Regions from separate parts of the Mus musculus genome. Here region 2 is linked to region 1. Evidence: chromatin loops called from intact Hi-C (ENCODE). Cell type or tissue: gastrocnemius. All regions are shown on one strand. Links, peaks and the distances in the headings refer to the core of each region. The heading gives the core; the rest is flanking DNA.

Evidence for each region. Peaks named below come from ENCODE experiments on the same cell type or tissue, not always from the same donor. Only the 100,000 strongest peaks of a DNase experiment are listed, where the experiment ranks them.
Region 2: a loop joins it to region 1, with 3 times the contacts of the local background. A loop is called at or near these places in 14 of 42 quality-filtered maps.

The regions. Positions count from the first base shown.
Region 1 is chrX:77,321,530-77,329,759 of GRCm38, reverse strand. No RefSeq gene overlaps it. Among named protein-coding and RNA genes, the nearest start is that of Tbl1x, 190 kb to the left of the region's middle. In gastrocnemius, for the core only: no CTCF peak of the experiment used is centred there; no DNase peak of the experiment used is centred there.
Region 2 is chrX:77,646,916-77,655,145 of GRCm38, reverse strand. It overlaps Tbl1x (transducin (beta)-like 1 X-linked), which reads right to left. Exons shown (of 16, transcript NM_020601.2): 6 at 7,222-7,354; 7 at 6,753-6,894; 8 at 6,429-6,492; 9 at 6,226-6,323; 10 at 5,213-5,273; 11 at 4,656-4,777; 12 at 2,308-2,382; 13 at 1,805-1,932. Among named protein-coding and RNA genes, the nearest start is that of Gm52447, 8.7 kb to the right of the region's middle. In gastrocnemius, for the core only: no CTCF peak of the experiment used is centred there; a DNase peak (open chromatin) is centred at 4,730.

The sequences.
Region 1 (8,230 bases), core at 2,225-7,224:
TAGTGTATTGCTAGGTACATTGTTCAAAGAGGAAAATGTATGCATAGCATGTGCAGGTAAGAATCTCAGGCTGCCAACTATATCGTTAGAAGATGAGAATGTCAAAACAAACTCAGTGGTATTTTTAGAAGTTTTTTTTTTTCTCATAATGCTTTGTCTGAGCACTTATTTTTTTTGTCTCATATGTCTTTTGCTTATAGATTATGGTTTCTGATTTTGTGTTTTTAATGGGATTTCTGTGTGTATGGATGTGTATGTTTCTGTGTCTATATGTATTTCTTGTGCTTTTTGGGAGACTTTTTTGTTTTGTCATATTTTGGCTTGTTTTTACTTTATTTTTCTGTTTATTTCCTAATGAGAGAAGGACAGAGAGGGAGAGGGGGAAGGGAGAGGGAGTAGGAGGGAGGGGGAGGGGAGAGAGAGAAGAAGAGGAAGAGGAGGAGGAGGACGAGGGGGGAGGATTTGGGTGGGCAGGGAGATGGGAAGGATCTGGCAGGAGATCACAGTATATTTATGGAGCTGGGCAGTGGTGGTGCACACCTTTAATCCCAGCACTTTCGAGGCAGAGGCAGGCAGATTTCTGAGTTTGAGGCCGGCCTCGTCTACAGAGTGAGTTCCAGGACAGCCAGGGCTACGCAGAGAAACCCTGTCTCGAAAAAACCAAAACCAAACCAAAACAAAACAAAACAAAACAAAAAACAGAGTATATTTATGGGAAAAATGTGTATAGCCCATATAGCCCATGTGTAGAGCCCCAAGTTCTAAACCATTTTCTGTGCTTCCTGTTTCTTGATAAACCATATCAAAGGTATAGGTTAGAGATTTAATTAATTTTTTTGAGACAGCATCTCTTTTTGTAGCTCTGGCTGGCCTAGGACTCACTATGTAGACCAGGTGGGCATACTCAGAGATTTGCTATGCACTTGGGAGTGCTGGGATTAAAAGCGTGCACTACTAGCCCCAGCTGAGTAATTTTTGAAGAATATTCTCAGAAAGCTTTTCTCTTTAGAGGATGGCATATCACATAGGATCATGAGTTAAAGTTCAGCCTGAGATGCACAAGACCCTGTCTCAAAGCAGGGTGATGATGGTGGTGTTCAGTGGTAGAGCCTAGCACACACAGGCCCTAGGTTCCAGCCCCATTACTACAAATAGGCATCTCCAACTCAACAGAAAAACATTACTCATCCTAGGCACCTGTTAAGTGCAATAAAAATGACCATCATGATGGGCCATCATGTGGATATAGATGCCCAAGGATGCTGGTAAAAATCCTGCAGTGTTTGCTGGAGAAATGGCTCAGTGATTAAGAAGAGCACTGGCTGCTTTACCAGAGGACCCTGGTTCAATTCCAGCCACCTACATGGCAGCTCACAACTGTCTGTAACTCCAGTTCCAGGTGATCTGACACATTCACATAGACATACCTGTAGGTAAAACATCAATGCACATATGATAGAAAAGTAAATAAAAATATGTCTTTAAAAATCCTACACCTGGCCAATGCTCATAGCTATTTGTCTCAAATGGAATAGTGAAGAAGAGAGATGCTACTTTGCATCTGGTGTTTGCTCATGATCCCAGACAGAGTGAACATATCTTGGCAAGAATAACTTCTAGGTGATACATTTCAGTGTTTAACTAATTTTTCATGTGGGGCGTGTGTATGTGTGCCCACATCACACATATGCAGGTCAGAGGTGAATATCAGTTTTCTTTTTCTATTGCACTCTACTTACTTCCCTTGAGATGGTGTTTCTAGGTAAACCTGAAGATTATTGTTTCATCCAGACTGAAGCTAGTAAGCTACTAGGACATAGCTATTATGGCACCCCTCTCTGGCAATGCTAGAGTTACAGGCATGATTTGTCTCTGGCTTTTAAATATGGGTGCTGGATATTCAAATGCAGGTCATCATGCTTGAATAGCAAGATCTCCTACCTACTAAGCCATCTACCTAGTACCTAGGCAATATGTATTTCTTAACATATTATATCCAGTGGGAAGCTAATGGTTAAGCTGTCCCAGTTTTCGTCTGTACTGTTCAGTTTATCACTTGGCTAAGGGATGAATGTCACAGCATTTTTTTTTATTTCTAAATTAGCTACACATTTACATTCTACTCATTAATCAGTAGGTGAAATTATGCACAGGATATTCTTTTATACTACACTCATGTCCAAACAAATGTGCAACAGATGTAAAACACACACACACACACACACACACGCACACACACACACACACATGCACACATACACAGAAGCCATTTTTGCTATGAGTGATTGTATTGTTTAAGGTAAGCTTTCACAAAGAATTATGCTTCCTGTTATTTTTAGGGATGCTTTGGGAGAATCAATCATATTGCTCCTCTTTAAGTAACACACAACTAAACCTGGGTATTTTTGCCACCTGGGAGACTTTAAAAGAAAGATGACACTTTTGAGTAAAGTAAGTGGAGGATTATCCCTTAGAAATCCAGTATGAGCAGGTTTTTCTAAGGTGTTAAAGAGAGATTTTGCAAATGCTTCCCACAAAGCCCCTGTGAGATCTTGTTCTCTTTCTACACTGTCTTGGTAGAAAAGGTAAATAAATATACCTCTTCCCTTCCCTTCCCTCCCTCCCTCCATATACTTATTCTGCAAGGGTCTTTTAAAAGATATTTTAATTCAGGATAATCACATACTTTTGATATTATCCACCTTTTGAATTCCTTCCTTTCCCTCTTCTCCCTAAGTTGCTTTTTTTCTAAACTAGTCTCCTTCTACCTTCACACCTACTCATCTGTATGATTCAATATGTAGATGGATTCTAGGGTCCACAGATGAGAGAAAACATGTTATCTTTCTTTATTTTCTTAATATGATGATCTCTAATTGTATCCAGTTTTTCAGGAAATGAGAGAGCTTTATTTTTCATTGTTGCTGAATAAAGCCGTTTTATGTGTACACAGCACATTTTGTTTATCCAGTCATCTGTTGAAGGACACCTAGCCCCTGTCTTGACCACTGTGAACTGTACAGAAGTAAACATGGATGTGCAGGGGTCTTTGTGGAAAGCTGATGTAGACTGTTTTCAGCATAGTCCCAGAAGTGATACAGCCCAGTCATATTACCCAGGATTTCTGAATTCAGAAAGCTATAAGAAATGAACCAAGGCCCCCATTATGATAGCATCATGCTATACTTGGGTAAAGTTATAAAAAAGTGCCAACCTCCAAGAAAAATACACATTCAAAGACCTTGTACTGATATGTAGTTCTCTCCCTCCCGCTCTCCCTCCCTCCCTCTCTTTCTTCCCATCTCCATCTTTTGGATTAATGATTTTTTAAGATTATATTATTTTATGTGTATGGCTATCCTGGCTGCATGTATGTATGTGTACCTTATGCATACCTGTTGCCTGTGGACTTCAGAATAGGATGCTGAATATTCTAAAACCATAAGTGCTGGGAACTGAACCCCTGGGTTCTTAGCATAAGCAGCCAATGTTCTTAACTCCTGAGACATCTTTCCAACCCCCTCTTTTGGCTTTTTCAGAAATCATGTAGCTCAGGATGGCCTTAAATTTGATATCCCTCTATATTGGCTTCCTGAGTCATGAGATTATAGGTGTACATTACTATGCTACCTCTGATATAGATTTTTTTTTTTTTTAGAGACAGGATTTCTCTGGATAGCCCCTTGGCTTTCCTGGAACTCACTCTGTAGACCAGACTAGCTTTGAACTCAGAAATCCGCCTGCCTCTGCCTCACAAGTGCTGGGATTAAAAGAATGCACCACCACTACCTGGCCTGATATGAATTTTTTAAAAGATAAGTTTCCACTATGTAATCGTGGCTGGCCTGGAACTTACTGTGTAAGTCAGGGTGGTCTCGAATTCACAGAGATCTGTCTGTTTCTGCCTTCCAAGTCCTGGAATTAATATAATGTACCACAAGTCACGTCCAATTTGAATCTTTAAAGGCCCCCAATAATTTAAAAAAGAAACCTAATTGATTGGCATTTGGAGACACTAAAACAAGGATAGAAAAATCAACATTTTCTCTGCACATGAATGTTCTTGCATGTGGCTTTTTTTTTTTTAAGATTTAAAATTTGATCTATGTCTACCTCAGGGAAAAGAATGATTTTGGGCAAAATCTGGATCCATATTTCTCAGGAATATTGCCTGAGAAGTCAATTACAATGATATTAGGCCGGGTATGTCCCTGACTTAAGTGGTGGCCAAAGGATTAGCTAGCTGGCTGTAGAAAAGATTCTGCACACATGTAAACACATCAGTCAGCTGGTTCACAGTCTGGTTTTATCTACTTGTGTGCTGATTTACCTCATCAATCAATGTCACATTGTGGAACACATCTTAGATTTATAACACATGTGTAATTGTGTCTGGCACAGCTAGGAAACCATCAGGGGGCTGTTATCATGAATTAAACTCCAGACTTGCTTTGAGTTTTATTCATTTTCTCATAGAAATCCTGTTGCCTCACCTTTTCCCTCCCTCCTGCGTGCCTACAGTCCAGCCATCCTGCCCAGCAGCTTACATACAGTTGGGTCATCCTCATGTTCTTGGCTGCGAGGTTTCTTCATATTGCCCTTATTTTTCATGTTTTGAAGTTTTTGCAGAATGTTCTCCAGTGGTTTTCTTGATGTATCTCCAATGATCAGTGTATTGAAGGGTTTTGAACAGAGGTGAGGTGATTTTTGTCAGGGCCCAAACTTATGGGCATATTATAGCCCCATGGTGTTATCTAATGATGCTGACCTTGATCACCTGATTAGGTAACACTGCACTGGGAACTCACTTTCTATTTTCTCTTTCTATATTCTATTCTCTGGCCTTGAGTCACTAAGTTCTTTGTGATAATTTTTAGGGGGACAGTCTATGTCCATGAGTATGTAGGTGTGTGTGTGTATGTGTGTGTGTGTGTGTGTGTGTGTGTGTGTATCTATCAAGAGAGATAAACAAAAAGGATTGTGTTAATATATTTGGAGGTACAAGAGGCTTTGAGTTACGTGGGAATGAGAAGGATGACATGTAGCATTGAGAAGGTCTCATAGTGGCAGAAAGGATGAAATCAGTATAAGAAGACTACTTTTTCACTGCTTCTCCATTTTATTTTTTAAGAAACAAGATGTTTTTGTATAGTCTAGGTTGCCTCTTTAGGATGCAGTCCAGGCTGGGTTTGAAATCATTATTATGCCTTAGCTTTCTGAGGGTTGGAATGACAGGTATCTGATATCACACCCAAATTCAGGCTGTGTTTCAACACTTTTTCATTTGAGGATGTAGTTCCTGATGTTGACAATAGTGCTTACGATGTCACCCACCATTCTGGCTATCTACATGGCATTCCACAGTGCCCTGCAGACAGTGGATTATCTATGCCCTTTTTTGTGTTTGTTATGGGTCAGAAAGCAGAAGTACACGGCTTCATTAATTGTTCAAGGACTTCAAACTGTTTCAAAGAAAACAATGGCTCTGATCAAATGTAGCAGAGGTTGCTCAGTATATGCCAAGGACTGTTTTACAATGACATCCTTAGCCCAAAATGGTTGTCATTAGTTTAATGCCAATAGCATATTCTTTGGAATAGGACACCTCATGCCTCCCATATTTCACTCCCTCCAGGTGCTCATAGTTCTTCAGACTCTGCTGTGATTATGAGAATAAAAAGATTCTATCTCAGCCTGACCTTCTAGCCCCAAAAGGAGATAAAAGCAAACCCTCCTCCTCTGTAGACAGGGCTAATTGCATCTTTGTACCGTGGAAATGAATGATATTTTAAGAAGTAAGATCTCACTCTCTTAGGAGCTGAACAAGTACCCTCTTAGCTTCTGCAGAAGTTTCCACAGCAACGCAAGTTGGAGTACTTCCCCCACTTCCCAGCCTCCCCTAAAATCTGCTCCAACAAATTGTCTTAGAAAAAGAGCTGGCAAATGGTGTCTTTCACTGGCTGAGAATGTCATTATCTTTGATCTGTGTAAAAGCAGCTCCCAAATGAGATGCAAACTGAGTTGCTTTTAAGAAATCAAGTCGTGGGAAGAATAAAAGCTATCAAACTCGAGTTCTCATCCAGCCAAATGGGATTCAGAACTAAAAATAAAAGCCTCTTTTCTTTTGTGGGGAAGAAATGAAACCCAGCCCCGACTGACCCTAGAGGCTACAGTACCCAAGCCAAGCATCACTGAACCTTGCGCTTCCGACCATCTTTGGCTCTATTGTGAAACAAAACAAAACAAAACAAAACAAAAAACTTCTCTCGTTGCTGCAACAAAATACCTGACAAAAAGCTACTTAAGAAAGAAGAATTTATTTTGCCCCAAGGCTCCAGGGTGTCTGCACGGTGGGAAGTCATAATGGCATGGATTTGAGGTGGCTGGTCACATTGCTGCTGGTCACTAGCTCACATTCTCTTTTTCATGAAGTCCATAGCCTCAAACCATAGATTAGTACTACCCACATTTAGAGAGCATTTTTCCACCTCAGTTAACCTAACCTAGATAATTATTTACAGATATGCCCAAATGTTTGTTTCCATAGTGACCCTAGATCTTGTCAAGTTGGCAATCAAGCATTGGCTTTTAGGAGGTAAGTTTTGAATGTCAATGAGCTGAGAGCTGAGTTTTGAATCTGTTGTTACCTACCATAACTCACACAGATGAAAGTGTAGTCTATGTGGTAAAGAACTGACAAGATCTTGAGACCTTATTTTTATCCTTTTGGAATATTTATTTGCTAGTTTTAATTCTGTATCTGCGTATACATATATGCATGTGACTATAGGTGTTCCTGGTGGTCAGTCATTGGATCCATTCAAGCTACGGTTAGAGACATTCATGAGCCATCTGGCATTGGTGCTAGTAACAGAACTCTGGTCCTCTGGAAGAACAGTGATTGCTTTCAACCGCTGAGCCATTTCTTCAACCCTGAAGATTTAATATTTTGCTCTCCCAGACCTTGATTTCACTGATAAACAGCATGAGCCAAGTGGAGCTGGTAAGCCCAGTGACTAGAGAAGTTCAGGGCTCTCCTGACTCCCATAGATTGTTTTAAACTGCCAGAATTATGGGTATTTCTGTAGACAGCATTGCTGCATTTACTTGGTCTGAAATTCTTCATTGGGTACCTAAAGCTTACTTGTATATATATATATCTGAGGTGGAGACCAGAAATACAAAGGGTCATGACCTGTCCCTTAGATGCATTCTATCTTGCTTCCACACAGCAGGGAAGGGATTAAAGTAATGGTGATTGTCTTAGGGTTTACTATGCTGTGAATAAAACACCATTACTAAAAGCAACTTGGTGAGGAAAGGGTTTATCTCATTTTATACTTCCAGGTAACAGACCATTGCTGAGGAAAATCAAGACAGGAAATCAAGCAGGGTAGGAAGCTGGAGGCAGAAATTGAAGAAGAAGCCATGGAAGAGTGCTGCTTACTGGATTGCTCCTGGATTACTAAACCTGCTTCTTTCTTATACAGTCTAGGACCACCTTCCCAGGATTTGTGCTCGGTTTGAATGTGTGACCCCAGGCCCTCCCACATCAAGCATTAATCAAGGAAATGCCTGATGGACTTGTTTATACCCCACTCACATGGAAGCATTTTCTCAATTGAGAGTCTCTCTTTTTTTTTTTTTTTTTCTTTCCATTTTTTATTAGGTATTTAGCTCATTTACATTTCCAATGCTATACCAAAAGTCCCCCATACCCACCCACCCCCACTCCCCTACCCGCCCACTCCCCCTTTTTGGCCCTGGCGTTCCCCTGTTCTGGGGCATATAAAGTTTGTGTGTCCAATGGGCCTCTCTTTCCAGTGATGGCCGACTAGGCCATCTTTTGATACATATGCAGCTAGAGTCAAGAGCTCCGGGGTACTGGTTAGTTCATAATGTTGATCCACCTATAGGGTTGCAGATCCCTTTAGCTCCTTGGGTACTTTCTCTAGCTCCTCCATTGGGAGCCCTGTGATCCATCCATTAGCTGACTGTGGGCATCCACTTCTGTGTTTGCTAGGCCCCGGCATAGTCTCACAAGAGACAGCTACATCTGGGTCCTTTCGATAAAATCTTGCTAGTGTATGCAATGGTGTCAGCGTTTGGATGCTGATTATGGGGTGGATCCCTGGATAAGGCAGTCTCTACATGGTCCACCCTTTAATCTCAGTTCCAAACTTTGTCTCTGTAACTCCTTCCAAGGGTGTTTTGTTCCCACTTCTAAGGA
Region 2 (8,230 bases), core at 1,894-6,893, 330 kb before region 1:
ACAAAATGCTTTGTAGACCATTCAACCAACTTTTCTAAAACACCATCATTGTTTTATACTTCCACTTGAATAACTAAGTCCACCCAGCCATGACTGGAAAAAATAAAGACAAATTGAGTGAGATGCATTTATACATGAGAAATTCTAAACCTACATGTGCATGAACATGTGCATATGCAATTACATTGGCAAGGACTACAAAGTTTAATTATTTTTAGAATTAAAAAAAAAACAGCACATATCAAAGGGCTGTCATCACCTGGCTTTTTGTTTATCCACAGGGTATCACAAGGCTCAGTGTGTCCTTTTTTTCTTGTGAGCTAGAGGATAATGCCTATCTGTTCCTGGTATGTACCGTGTGATTCCAGGACAACTATGTGTAACTAGGTGTTTGGATAATAATTAAAAAAGGAGAGTTAAGACCTTGGGGTTCTTCTAGTTTAGCCACTCAGTGTTTAGATTACTTTTGTGTGTGACTTAGGCTCCTTTTCATTTCAGTTTCTGGTGGTGATGTGTATGCCAGGCAAGTGATGTATACCCAAGAACTACTTATAATCTGTTCTTGAAGGCAGCCTTGGATTGAACACTTTCTACGAAGCTGTTTTTAATTTCCAGAAAAGGCTGCTCACTCTACTACTAGGTGCTTCCTTCCTTAGAAGAGAACTACCTACCTGTTACTTTCTCCAAAATCCTCTAAAACAACATAGACCAAGCTCTCCACTGCTTCTTGGAAAACAAATATTCCTTTGGGGTCTGGTTTCATCCAGATTAAACAACCACAGTGCATGAATATAAACTCCAAGTGGCCATATCATGGTTTTCCGATCATTCTGGCTTAGTGCATCTGTCTAATGTTTTCATTAAACTACCAAGAGTGGGGGTAGAGGGTACTCGATGACAGAGTACATACTTGCCCAGCATGCACAAGGCCATAGGCTCTATCCGTACACAAAAAACCCAGAGTTACTTGTTTTGGATGAGCTATCTCTGGCACTTTGGTTCTGGGACTTGGTTGACTGGCATTTTAAGTCAATATTAAGAGATTCAGGTTATCTTTGGCTGAGGCAGGGAATCTTTTATCTCTAGTCAAAATCTTAGTAAGGCAACCCTGAATGGAGCCTTAAGAACAAACTCTGAGCTCCAAGCTAAACTGTCTTCCTTTCTTTGTGCTAAAAACTTTCACTAGATTAAGCCATCCCCCCACCCTGCTGCTTAGGTTCATGGTTTTATCAAACTGCAAATAGGAAACCATTGAGAGCGAAGGGAAAAAATGCATGTTAGGCAGGCCTATAATCCTAGCACTTTGGTGGAAGTGGAAGGTATAGCTCTAATCTAGCCTGATTTACATGACAAGTTCCCGGTCAGTCAGGGCTACATAATCAGACTGTCTCAAAATGAAAAGAACCAAACCAACCCCTACCCTCCACCCCCACACAACTGTACTGAACATATACAGATCCTTTGCTTCACATTGTTACCTAAACTATCTGTACAGCATTCTTATTCTATGGATATTATAAGTCATTTAGACATGATTTAACGTACAAGCAGGTATTCAGAGGTTGTAGGCAAACAAAATTAAACAACTATGAACTTTGGTGTCCAAAGGGGTTCCTGGAACCATCTCCATGGATATGGAGGGAGGAGATACACTTCCTCTTGCCTCCATTCAAAGGGAACCACCATTTTTCTTTCAGTTTGGAAGAACTTCAACACTGCTGTCTCTAGATTTGAGTTAATCACTAGGCAGAGAACAAAGCTGTGCTCAGGAAGGATTCAGAGCTGGGAGGTTACCCTGCTTTACCTTGCTAACATGATGTTGGAGTTCGGGTTGCTGGTGGCTGGTCCTGTGGGACTCCACTTGATGGTATATATCTCTTTGCTGTGAGCCTGGAGGTCATGGACACATGCATCCTGCTTCATACTCCAGATCTGGAAGAGGCATTGGTAACAGTGTGAACTAATATTATGGCCTAACTGAGAATGGCTCAGCACCTTTCATTCTGTTGCACCTAAGGGAGCACTCCTTAGGTGGTAGATATGGGAGAGGCTCACAAAGCCAGCAAGGAGTCCACTAGGTGACTGTGAGGAAGGATGCTGGTGGACAGGCCGTAAGGTCTCTCAGTGGGAACCTCGGCCTCAATATGTCAAAAGCTCATGGAAGAACCAAAGTTTAGAGACCAGGAAAGTCATGGAGAAAAGACAGTCCAAAGTAATGTTCCAGATGATAATGGTTGGATGGGTTGTGTGTCTGTATAGGGCCTTGTCTAGGATTAGGCAATTCATTCCTTTAGATACCAACACTACCTTTAATGTCATGTCATCAGAGCAGGAGGCTAGTAACATTCCAGAAGGATCCCATTTGATAGCATTGACCTCATTCTGCAAGAGAGCACAGTTTCAGAAAGAAATCATAGCTTTCATTTGGGAAAGGCTGGCTCTACCAAGGAGCAGTGACATGCTGCCAGTGCTGCAGTGCAGAGGCCCTTCTGAGAGTTCATAGGATATCAAAGACCACAGCACAAGAACCCACACATGAGTATGCTCTCCTCACTTTGCTTTTCATTCATGAAAAACACTGCCATATATTACAAAGGAACAGCCACACTCTCATCCATACTTCTTTAGGGAAAAAATTACTTACTAAGGAAGCCAAATGAAGAATTTGCATACAATCAACAGAGCTAATCAAATCAGTTACTATCCATTGCTGCTTAAGACATGGTCTCACTATGTAGCCCAGGAAAGCCAGGAGCTCTTTATGTATCCCAGGATGGCCTGAAACTATTCTGTTAGACTCCTGAGTATTATAACTACATATATGTGACATTGAGCAGAGCTAAAACAAGTTTTTAAAAGTAGACTTCGAACATCTCTTTCCTATGTGCTTTTAATATAACAGTTTCTCTACATTCTGTTGAAATACATGTACCTTATTGGATGAGGTAAAGATAAAGGTTTAGATAGAACAATGGCAGAGATAGATAATAGGTAAAGCCATCCAAAGGCACAAAAACATACACAAGCAATTCATTTGTGCAGGGAAATTACATCAGGAACTATAGTTAGGAAAAGGCATTGAAAAATAAAATCCATCCTCTTGTGGATCTGTGCTGAGTAGCAGTTTCCTCTGAAATTAAAAGCTTCCATTTTGAAAGGAACCTTCTTAAAGTAGGATGTTTTCAGGGAGTTGTGAGATGAAATAGTATAGAGAATCTCATTAAAACAGGAAGTGAGAAACTCAAAAAACCTTCAGAAAGTCCCTAAAACTGATCAGATTCACTAATAACCCAACTCCTACCTCAAATGTGTGTATAAGCAGAAAAGACTGCCGAGTCACTCTCAGACAAACACAGTTGCCTAGAAGAAGTAGAGGGCAGCTGAACTTTCTAGAGAAACAAAGATAAGACAAACTACCTAACCAACTGAACCACACAGAAAAGGGCCCATGGCTGTACAGTGTGCTCTAGGTTTCCAGCTTTTATGAGCTGTCTGTCACCCATGGTGAGGTGAGCTTTGGTGACTCAGTACTCTTTGACTCATTTTTACTTCTATAAGTAACCCCTCACCCAAATTCCTAGATTTGGGGGACCATACAAAAAGGAAACTGCCAGGTTTTCCTGCTTTCTGAGTACCAGAGACTCCAAGACTGGAGGAGAAAGACTTTGGGTGGGGAAGGAAGAAGGGGATGTGTTTATATAAAGAACTACCTGCAGCTCTGCCATACTGACAGGGACAGCATGCAGAGCAAGGGCAGAGGGAAGGATAGAGGGACTTCCTTGGAGGAGTCTTGGAAATACTACTGCTATTACTGCTAACTCTATGAAGCCAGCTGTCTTCGCCTAACAAACAGCTTCACACACCAGATTATATTCTAAATTTCACACTTCTCAATGCTGTGGCTATTCCCATTTGTAAGGACACCAAGTATTGAAAAGTGTGAAAATGGAAGAAGCTGGGAATCCAAGGAGCATGGTTTTCTGTGACTAGATCAAAGAAGAGACAAAGGGCGTGTGCATGCCTATCTGTGAGCTCAAGTGTAAATGAGGTAGTGTATATATATATATCTCCAACTGTAGATGTAGAGAAAACTCATAGGTAGACCTCTCCATGACCTAGCTGACCCATCTGCTAGGTCACCAAATTCCTTCCTGGGAGCAGAATTTTCTCCCTTCTCATCCATTTGCCAAACTTCCAGAAAAGCAACCAGAATCTACACACAGGTTTCAGGAAGCAGCAGGTTCAGAGCCATGTACGTAGACCTCTGCTCAGAGCAATCAGAATTGGTGAGAATCATTTATGGAACCGGGAGGCAGGCTATGAGAGAGGTAAAGTCTAAGCAGGAGCAAGAAATATCAAACTTAAAACATATGCCCCTATTAAAAGCTGGGAAATAGACTAGGGTTAGAAGAGAAACGAGTTCAGGACAGAACAAGGACAGGATCAGCTGGTAGCTACTCTGAGATAGTCCCAGGACCACTGACCATAGCTAGGTTAATTCCACCACCAGGGCAGCCACAGTAGCTCTCAATAGCAAAGTGCTGCTGAACAAGTAGTCTCTCCTGCACAGTTAATTTTTAATGCTGGCACTGAAAAGATACACACCACACTCTCACAACCCCCAAGTCTGAGTGAGCATCAGAACGGCCACTTACAGTATGTCCTTGGAAGGTTTTGACTGGGCGATCACAGCCAAGCCTGCACACATGAATGCACATGTCTGTGCTGCATGAGGCAAAGGTAGTGTTGTTCTGCCAGTCCACATCAAGGGCAGGTGCTGCAAAGCAGGAGGAAAGAGAGGAAGGACATTTGCCTGATTAACTGAGCTCAGTGATGCAGACCAAAGCATCCCCAGGAGTCTGGTGACCATGAATACCACCCCCCAGTGTCAATCAGCTATACTGACACCATGAAAACCATCCTTGAAAGACCTTAGAGATTGTCTCCTTCCAATTTGTAAGATGCTCCTGGAGAGAGACTGCCACCTTTCTATGTAATGAAAAAGCCCTCAAGGACAGGCCCAGTTATGGATAAAGGGGAGGTACCAGTTATTTTTGCTAGGCCACCTATTTTCTTACTTCCGATACTTTGTTTCACAGTTGTCCGAAGTCCCAATGTCTTGACACTTCTCTGCTCTCAGACACTATCACACAATCTTAAGTAAAAAAAAAATCCTGGGGCTACCTCTGCATAACCACAACAGTAAACCTACCTGAATGAAAAGGAAACTGTTGTTTGGCTTCTCCTGTGTGAGCGTCCCAAATTATTGTTGTCTGTATTCCGCAAACAGAGGGAAAGTTATTCTCCTCAAAGAACTATTATCTAGAACAATGTCTTGTACCAGAAAAGACAACCAGCCCCCTTTCCTTCTAAAAATTAATTTAACAACATATTTTATGCCTATATATAGCTAAACCTATATCATTTATACATGCAATAGTATAAAATATTCATACAACATGTCACTTCTATATTTCTGATCTAAGTCCATGTACACTGTGCATTTCACAGGCAGTAATATGGATGCCACATTAATGACAACAATTGGTACACAGCAGCCTTCACCAATATATGTGGGAAATCTACCAAAATTCCCCCTTAGCTCCCAAGCCCAGAAAACCATTAAGTAACAGGTAAGAAAGCTCATCTGCTTGCCCTTTGGATATTGTTCTAAAAGAAGAGCTATAGAAATGAGCATTTCCAACAATCCCCTGCCACTCTATGAACTGGGAGAGCAGGTGGAACAGCCCAAAAATCCAAAGTATGGATTGAAAAAAATCAAACTGTAAGTCAGCTCCATGAGTTTCTGTGAAGTTTGCCCTGTATCAGGTCTCAGAGAATTCTGCCATCTACAGTGGGAAGCAGTGGTTTATCAGGTGAGAAAAGGTGGAGCTAGGGGAGGAAAAAAGAGTCTGTGACTAAAAATTGCTTAATGGATAAAAGTCAACCCAGAAACATCCACAACTGAATACTTTTTATAAACTCCATTTGGAGATTTCTCCTCTTTCCATAACGAGACTGAGAGTACATTCTGCATGAAGGTCTACAGAGGTAAATAAAATGTATGAGTGATTCCTTGTTCAAAAGTCAGCAGTAAGATCAAACCAGAGAAATAAACAGCCTAAATGAGTTATTTTACCAAGGAAGTCAACAGACTAAATAAATAAACAAGCAAACACACATCCACATATAAAAGGGATGGTTTTTAAGTTGACATCCACTCACCTTGTCTACACCAGCACTCAAAATATAATTCCCCTTTTTGTTCCACTTCAAAGCAAAGATGGGACCTTTATGTTGACCTAAGGTGCTGGCTAGGTTACCTGAGATGGGAAAACACAGACATGGTGACTTCACAGTTACTCACTGTTCACTCTAGGATCACACAGCAAGTCCTTCTTAACACATATGAGGAATGCAAAACTTACCATCTTCTGTCCATATTCTTGCAAAACCATCATAGGAACCTGTTGCCAACAGTGTTCCATCGCTCTTGGGGATAGAAAAAGGCAAAACACATTAGTATCTGGGTGCTTTCCTGAGCCTCATTCTTACATGGGTCTGTGTGACAGATGGAACACAAGTTCATGACAATGGGGACAACTTTCCATTCCCAGGCTGCTGTCTTTCCACTAGGATCTGATTATGAGCACTTGATACCAGCACCCCAATGTGGGAGCTAAGACAAAGAACTATCTGCCACTTTGAGTTTGCATGTGCTTCATCTGAACACACTGATGGTAGAAACTTACATTCCAGTCCAATGAAGTGACATCCTTATTACTGGGAACATCATGTCCACCTTCACGTATACAGTGCCTCAGCACAAGCTGTGTGGAGCCCCCGTTGCTGTTCTCATTAAGGTTCCATATCCTCGCAGTGGAGTCTCCAGATCTGCAGAATCAACATGGAGCATTTGACTCTGGTTCAATGGGAAAATGTGACTGATGCGGGGCTAGGTCTCACATCATTAGCATGTGTCTTTTCCACTTCTTTTGCTCAGTTTCTTTCCTCACCCATCCCTTCCACTTACCTGCCTTACTCCCCACCAAATAGAGAAATGGCTGGGACCACTGTCTTTCCCACAGTATAGGATGCACAAAGCAGCCTGTTCCTCTGTCTTTATTTATTAGGGAAGTCCAACAAACCAGTGCACTTTCCTCAAGGCAGTACTCCGGAGAAGAATGCAGACCCAGGTGCTTTCCAGTCCCAAATTCTTACCCAGAAGCAAGTAGGTCACTAACAGGATTCCAGGCACAAATGAAGACCTCAGACTCATGGCCTCGAAGGACTGTGGCTTTACTCGGTGGAATTTCAACGTCTCCATCTATTTCCATTGGCTTTGAGTGATTATCTGCCAAGCCAACATGAAAATTTACATGGTCCACCAACACATTAAAAAAAAACAGCTTCAGGCACTACTGTTTTAAAAATACTGTTAGTATCAAAGTCACGCTACACCTGATGATGGTTAAAAAAAAAGGGGCATTTCTGCAGTTTGGTACACATTTTGTGTTTTTGTTTTGACAGTGCTATGTTGTACATTTGTTCCCAAAGTGTTCTGGAAGCTTGGTGTCCACATGGGGAATATGACAGCAGGTGATGGGACCTTTAAGAAGTGGTTCCTAGTGGGAAGTCACTTGTTAGTTATTTGTAGTCTGCTTTGACTTCTTTTTCTCCCATGATGCCCTCTACTTTGCATTTCCATCTCAACGTCCACATGGTCATGCCCATGTGTATGCATTGCCTGTGAGCTGAAGGAATATGCCCTTTTCCCTTATAAACTAGTTGCTTCAGGTATGAAAAAAAGCTAACTCTACTGCCACCCTCAAGAGAATCACACAAGGAGCCCAATGAGGTGGTTCAGCCAGTCCTGGAAGACTGATGACCTGAGTGAAAAAGAACTAACTCCTGAATGTTGTCTTCTGACCACAGAATGCTTAGGCATTGCAGCAGCAATAAGGAGAAGCTACTTTGCAGTAGCAGACTGTGAAGTCGAGGGTTGGAACCCCAACTGCACCAGGCTCGAGTAACAGTGTGAAAATCATAAACCTCAGTAGGTAGCAGCATGGGTTAAGCCTTTAGGAAGCACCATGAACAACTGCAAGAGCTGTGGATGTACACACAACAAACCCTCTTTGCATGTGAGCTGCCAATATACATTAAGGTATGTGTTCACCTCTGCTCTGTCCAGGTGCAGGGCTAATGTGGACATGGTCTTACTTGCTCT